2 separate regions of the Mus musculus genome follow, and region 2 is linked to region 1. The links are chromatin contacts, found by Hi-C or POLR2A ChIA-PET in ENCODE. All regions are on one chromosome and are shown on one strand. The core of a region is the stretch at or near the end of the contact, and the rest is flanking DNA. Distances in the headings are between cores, read along the strand shown.

The links. Hi-C counts contacts between places; a loop is a spot of excess contacts on that map. ChIA-PET counts read pairs that join two places held with the same protein, here RNA polymerase II (POLR2A).
Region 2: a map of heart shows a loop between it and region 1 (2.4-fold over the local background). The contact joins two enhancer-like sites. A Hi-C loop is called at or near these places in 4 of 37 maps with a recorded cell type or tissue (all heart). POLR2A ChIA-PET finds 5 or more read pairs at or near these places in 3 of 5 experiments (Patski and embryonic stem cell).

The regions. Positions count from the first base shown.
Region 1 is chr19:9,026,767-9,029,832 of GRCm38, reverse strand. It overlaps a transcript of Ahnak not described here. Among named protein-coding and RNA genes, the nearest start is that of Ahnak, 39 kb to the right of the region's middle. Within about 2 kb of position 1,806, at least 2 of the 3 ENCODE cell types and tissues checked have a DNase peak (open chromatin) inside an H3K27ac peak, as active enhancers do; they include heart, where a contact is called at or near this core.
Region 2 is chr19:9,070,240-9,073,127 of GRCm38, reverse strand. It overlaps a transcript of Ahnak not described here. Among named protein-coding and RNA genes, the nearest start is that of Scgb1a1, 16 kb to the left of the region's middle. Within about 2 kb of position 1,436, at least 2 of the 3 ENCODE cell types and tissues checked have a DNase peak (open chromatin) inside an H3K27ac peak, as active enhancers do; they include heart, where a contact is called at or near this core.

The sequences.
Region 1 (3,066 bases), core at 557-3,056:
ATGCCCCTTAGGCTAAAACCCAAGGGTGAGAAAAGAGAAGGCTGCATCAAAGCCAGAGGGCTGCTGAGAGTGACTGGCAAGGCCAATCATGACCTCGCAGAAACTGACAACCATTGCAGTAAACAGTAGAGAGGAGCCTGGGGGTCAAGGGTTCCCCAGGTCTTGATGAGGTATGGGCAAGCTGAGGTACCTCCACGAGGCTTCCCTCTCTGCGTAAACCAACAGTCAGGCCGTCCCACCACAGCATTCTCATCCAAATTTTTTGTTTTGGTTTTTGAGACGGGGTATCACTATGTGGCGCTGGCTGTCCTGGAACTCGCTGTGTAGCTCTGATTGCCCGCAGACTCTCAGAGATCCACCTGCCTCTGCTTCCTGATTAATCAGCTGGAATCAAAGGTATGTGCCACCCTACCCCACAAAGATTGTTTTTAAATGGGTATGTGTATCTGTGAGTATATGCCACATGAGTTCAGATACCCAAGGAGGCCAGAAGAGAAAGTCAGATCCCCTGGAGCTGGAGTAGCAAATGAATGTCAGCTACCCAATGTAGGTGCTGCGAATCAAACTTTGGTCCTCCCAAAGATCCGGAGTCACTCTTAGCCACTAAGTTCTCTCTCCAGCCACCCTACCTCTACTGGCTAGTTTGTGTCAACTTGACACAGGCTGGAGTTATCACAGAGAAAGGAGCTTCAGTTGGGGAAATGCCTCCATGAGATCCAACTGTAAGGCATTTTCTCAATTAGTGATCAAGGGGGAAAGGCCCCTTGTGGGTGGGACCATCTCTGGGCTGGTAGTCTTGGGTTCTATAAGAGAGCAGGCTGAGCAAGCCAGGGGAAACAAGCCAGTAAGGAATATCCCTCCATGGCCTCTGCATCAGCTCCTGCTTCCTGACCTGCTTGAGTCCCAGTCCTGACTTCCTTGGTGATGAACAGCAGTATGGAAGTGTAAGCCAGATAAACCCTTTCCTCGCCAACTTGCCTCTTGGTCATGATGTTTGTGCAGGAATAGAAACCCTAAGACACCACCCCATCCAACTTATAAATCTTTCTAGTGAATATTAAATCAGTGCTAGAAAATACACTCCAAGTTCAATCCGCTGTCAGGGCACAGTGGATAAAAGACAAGCCACGACCCCATGTTGTTCCCTGTACTCATTCCTGTGACCAGCAAACCCTATCAAAGGTTTTCCATGGTTATGTAACAAGAACCTGACAAGTGACACACAGGATCCAACCGTTTCCTCTCTGGAAACAAGGAAAGGGAGTGTTTGCAGAACATGTAGTACAGGGCTTTGTACCTGGGAGACTGGCAAGGCCTGGAATGGCCATCCAGGGGCAAGAGTCTGGCTAATCCAAAGCACTTATTTCCTTCTGATAATCTGTAATCTGTAATTTCCCACTTTTAAGGGTAGTAATTACTCCAAACAAAGAGCAGTAACCAAAAACAGTGGTTAAAGGGAGTGGCTTTTTTTTTTTCCTCTAAAAGAGATCTGCAGCTCAGTTAAAGAAAAAATAAAAACCTTAGTTCAAAGCTTGTCTATTAGATTCAATAGGAAAATAGTTTGAAGGAAAATATGGTGTGCAAACAGGAAAAAAAAAGTGGAAGCCTACCCACACCAGGCCCCCACCCCCTACAGTGAATTTGCCCTACCTGACCCACCTTACTCCTACAGCTAAATTCCTAGAATTTATTTTCTAGGAATTTAGACAATTCAGATTGGCTGCCTCCACTCTCTCACCTGACATCCCTATCTGCCTGAAGGGCCCACTTGAAATTCAAGTGGCGAGCCAGACTCGCAGGCTTGCAAATAGAAAATGCACTGTCATTCTTCTCCCTGGCTTTTCACATTCCAGTCCTCCCCACGGCCTGGCTGCCTGAGCAAGGGGACAGAGCACCGGCTGCCTGGCAGCTGTGTATCCTGGAAGAGACGGCACACACAGGAAAAAACACACAGAGCAGGCTATACTGCATGGCTGAAAAAAAAAATCAAAGCCTTCCACTTTGGGTGGACAGGAGTAGTGAGCTTTAAGCTGAAGCTCCTTCCTCGGGGAGGGTACCAAGTGCCCCACACTGCAGTCCCATGTGACTACAGCTCAGTAAGGGCTGCCAGATTCCAGGAGATGGATGGATGGATGGACCTTAAATAGTCACCAGGAGGGTGACTTCTTGTGTAGCCCAGGCTGTCCTGGAATAAAGCCGTCAATGGGAGGATGACCTTGAACTTTAGATTCTCCTGGGTCCACCTCCTCCATTCTCCTGGGTCCACCTCCTGAGTTCTGTTTAGATTCTCCTGGGTCCACCTCCTGAGTTCTGGGGTTTCAGTTGTGTGCCACCACACCAGGCTTATGATATGGCAAGTCCAGGACTTGCTACATTCCCAGCCCACACACACAAGTCCTGTTTTTATTATTACTTGTGTGTACTTGTATCTGTGTGCATGTTTATGCATGTGCACGTGTGTGTATGTGTGTACAAGACTATGCCCATGCATGTGAAGGCCAGAGGCCAAAGTCACCTGTCTTTCTCTATCATTGTCCACCTGTTCTTTTACTTGATCTGGCTCACCAATGGGCTAGACTGTCAGGCCAGAGAGCTCTGGGAGCTCTCTATCCCCACCCCATCTCCCAGTGATAGGGTTACAGACCAGAATACCATGCCCACCTTTCGCCTCAATTCTGGACACCAGAACTCAAGTCCTCACGTACGAGAGCAAGAGCTTAAGTACCAAACCATGTCCCCAGCCCTCTTTTAAATACCAGCATTCAAAAGTGCAAACCTAAGATGCCGTCATATACAAAGTCATCTTTTAGGCAAAGTCTGTATAAAGCAGAGAGTTGGGGCTGATGCCGCATTTTAGAAATGAAGGTCCCACCGGGTAAGGGGTAGGCCCCAGAGGCAACATGTGACCCACGTACAGCAGCTTCCAGCTGGTCTCTGCTGGTCTTTTTTCTGTGATTGCCCAGTATCATATGCCCAGTCTTGTTTGGCCATCAGCCTGGCTCATTACTTCACACCAGCCTGGTCTAAATAGATAAAAATCTGCCTAGGAACTGTGGCAGAACTTGG
Region 2 (2,888 bases), core at 187-2,686, 44 kb before region 1:
TGAGCCACCATGTGATTGCTGGGATTTGAACTCATGACCTCTGGAAGAGTTGTCAGTGCTCTTAACCGCTGAGCCATCTCACCAGCCCTCTTTTACTATTTTATCTAATTTTTTGAGACATGGCCTTGTGCTAGGGAAATGGCTCAGCCATTAAAGTCTAGGCTCACAACCAAAAATATAAGAGACATGGTCTTACTGGGTAGCCTCAAGTATCCTTAGAATTCACTATATAACACTATCTAACATTGAATTCATGAATGAGCCTTCTGCTTAAGCCTCCTGTATAACATAAGCTATACATCTAAATATTGTCACATTGTCATATCTTTTACTTTAAAAAAATGTGTGTGTGTGTGTGTGTGTAAGCTAGAAGAATACACTGGCCAGGCAGTGGTGGCGCACACCTTTAATCCCAGCACTTGGGAGGCAGAGGCAGGCAGATTTCTGAGTTCAAGGCCAGCCTGGTCTACAGAATGAGTTCCCAGACAGCCAGGGCTATACAGAGAAACCCCATCTCAAAAAAACAAAGCAAAAACAAAACAAAACAAAAAAAGAGTACACTGGATCCCCTGGAGCTAGAGTTCCAAGTAGTTGTGATTCATCTCATGTGGATGCTGAGACTCAGGGTCCCCTGGAAGAGCAGCCAGAATTCTTAACCACTGAGAAATCTGTCCAGGTCCCCTCCTCTGAATGTTGTTGTATCTTAAAAATGACTATCCTGTGCCCCACCGTGGCCTACATCACTCCTCACTCTGTCTTCCTGATCACCATCCTTACACGGTCTTTCTTGACAGACTCCCACAGACTGCAGACAGCATCACACACCCTCCAGCCCCTCTTGTTATTATACACATGACCCTATCATTTTTTGCAACCAATCTATTATCTGGTGATGAAAAGTGAACCCAGAAAGGCTGATAAATGTTCTAAACTCTACAACTAAAAGGCTAAGTGCAAAGAGAACAAGGAAAAAGGAAACTCCACCCCATTCCTTGGACACAGCCCTGGGCCTTCTGCCCCTAACTGGCCTTAAAGACCCTGGCTGTAGAAATGACAGACCCAGCCTAGGACCCTTCCAGGTCTGGTCCTTGAGCTGAAGCCGCCGGGCAATCTATGCCTGTTCTCAGGAGCCACCACTGCCCTGCCTCCAGAGCCATGGTGGCATAGAGTGTCCCTTAGTTTCCGGGCCAAGTCCTGCAGGGAGTCCAGTAACTCTGCAATCTCCTCCAGACACCGGGAGTCATCATAGGAACCCTGGTGGTTTAGGGAAAGTTTAAAATAACATTTATACATGAGAGGGAGTGGGGGCTAGTTCCATCAGCTATTCTCCACCTCAGTTGTCCCCAGTGACTCTCAACGGATGTCAGAGGCCATCTGTACAGCAAGCACTCTCCATTGTATGCTTTCGGGTGCCTGGCCCTCCCTTTGTCTGGGTAGGTGCCAGGAAAGCCAAGCCTAGCTGTTCAGGGCATTGTTCTGCCTCAGAAGAGGATCTTGAAAGCAGAAGGAAATTAGAAACAACCACACAATGAATACCAGATTCTCCTTTCTCCCTGCTCTGGTTGCCAAGAGGCTGAGCATGGCTAGCTGTCAGCACACCCCGCCTAGCACTTTTTGCCTTCCAGGATGTCTGCACAGCAAGAAGGGCTGGCCCCAATCACCTCAAGGGTTCTCATTTATCTCCACTGCCTCCCTTTCCTTTCTCCAGCTAGATGCTGACTCTCTGAGGGCAGAAACGCATCTAGTACTTCTTCTCCATTAATTAGAAAGTTCCCGTTACTCCGTGTTTGGTGACTATTTCCATGTGGACAGATGTGATGATACAAGAGCAATGGTCTAGGCACATTCCTAAACATTCCACTTCAGGGGCCCCTGCCATCGCGCCTGATACTGATAGTGATAGGCCTTTGCAGTATGAACATGCTGCTAAACTGCCTTCTAACTAAATACTTACATTTTTACCCATAGATTAGTGCTGCCCTCAACCCTGGCCAGAGAAGCTTCTCTCTACAGTGGGCAGCAGCCAAGGCAAAGACGCATAACAGTCAAAGAGCTGAGACTAAGTGAGTACTGAGTGTTCAGCCCTAAATAGGTCATCTCTGCTAACCCCTCCCCACAAGGCTCAGGGAACATATTGGAAGGGGGACGAAAGAACGTAAGAACTTGAAGTTGGAGAGAAGTGCTGTAAGTCACTGGCATCTAGATGGGACATGGCCGCTGCACCCGTGGACTCACTGCAGCTATAGCTGCCTGTGCAGGAACTGCACAAGATCAGTTCGCATTCCAACCAGCAGCACTAACTGCACTCTATAGGCCACAAAAAGAGAGAGAGGCAAAGCGGGAAAGGGGTACGTCTTGACCCCTGGGGGATTGATAGGGGGCAGTTGGAATGGATGCAAGCAAGATACATTGTTTACATGAAGGAATTCTTCCAAGAATAAGTGAAAGGTATTCTATTAAAAATAATAAGAACAAATAAACTCCCATGTCAGAGACCACAAAGCAGAGAGAGTCCGGGTGGACCAAGCCAGAGTCAGACACTATTGACTTGAGCAGTCTGTTGAGTCCTAACAAACCTGTTCAACATCAACCTGTCCCAGCAGCCCCACATGCATACACAGAGCCCTCCTTCGTTCCAAGCCCTACCCCAGGTGCCAGATGAAGAGGGTGGCCTAGAAGGAAGTGTCCCTTCTGAACTCACACCTACACAGCACAGAGAAACCACTGTGAGGACACAGGAGCTCACATTTCTCAGAGCAGTCTGCATGTTCCTTCTTGCTGAGAACTTTTTCTTCTAAAATGCCTTTTTTCCCTCCTGGATGGGCCGTTATTCATTTTAACATAATGTTATGTCTTTAGCCTCCTACGTAAGTAGACACTAGTTTTAA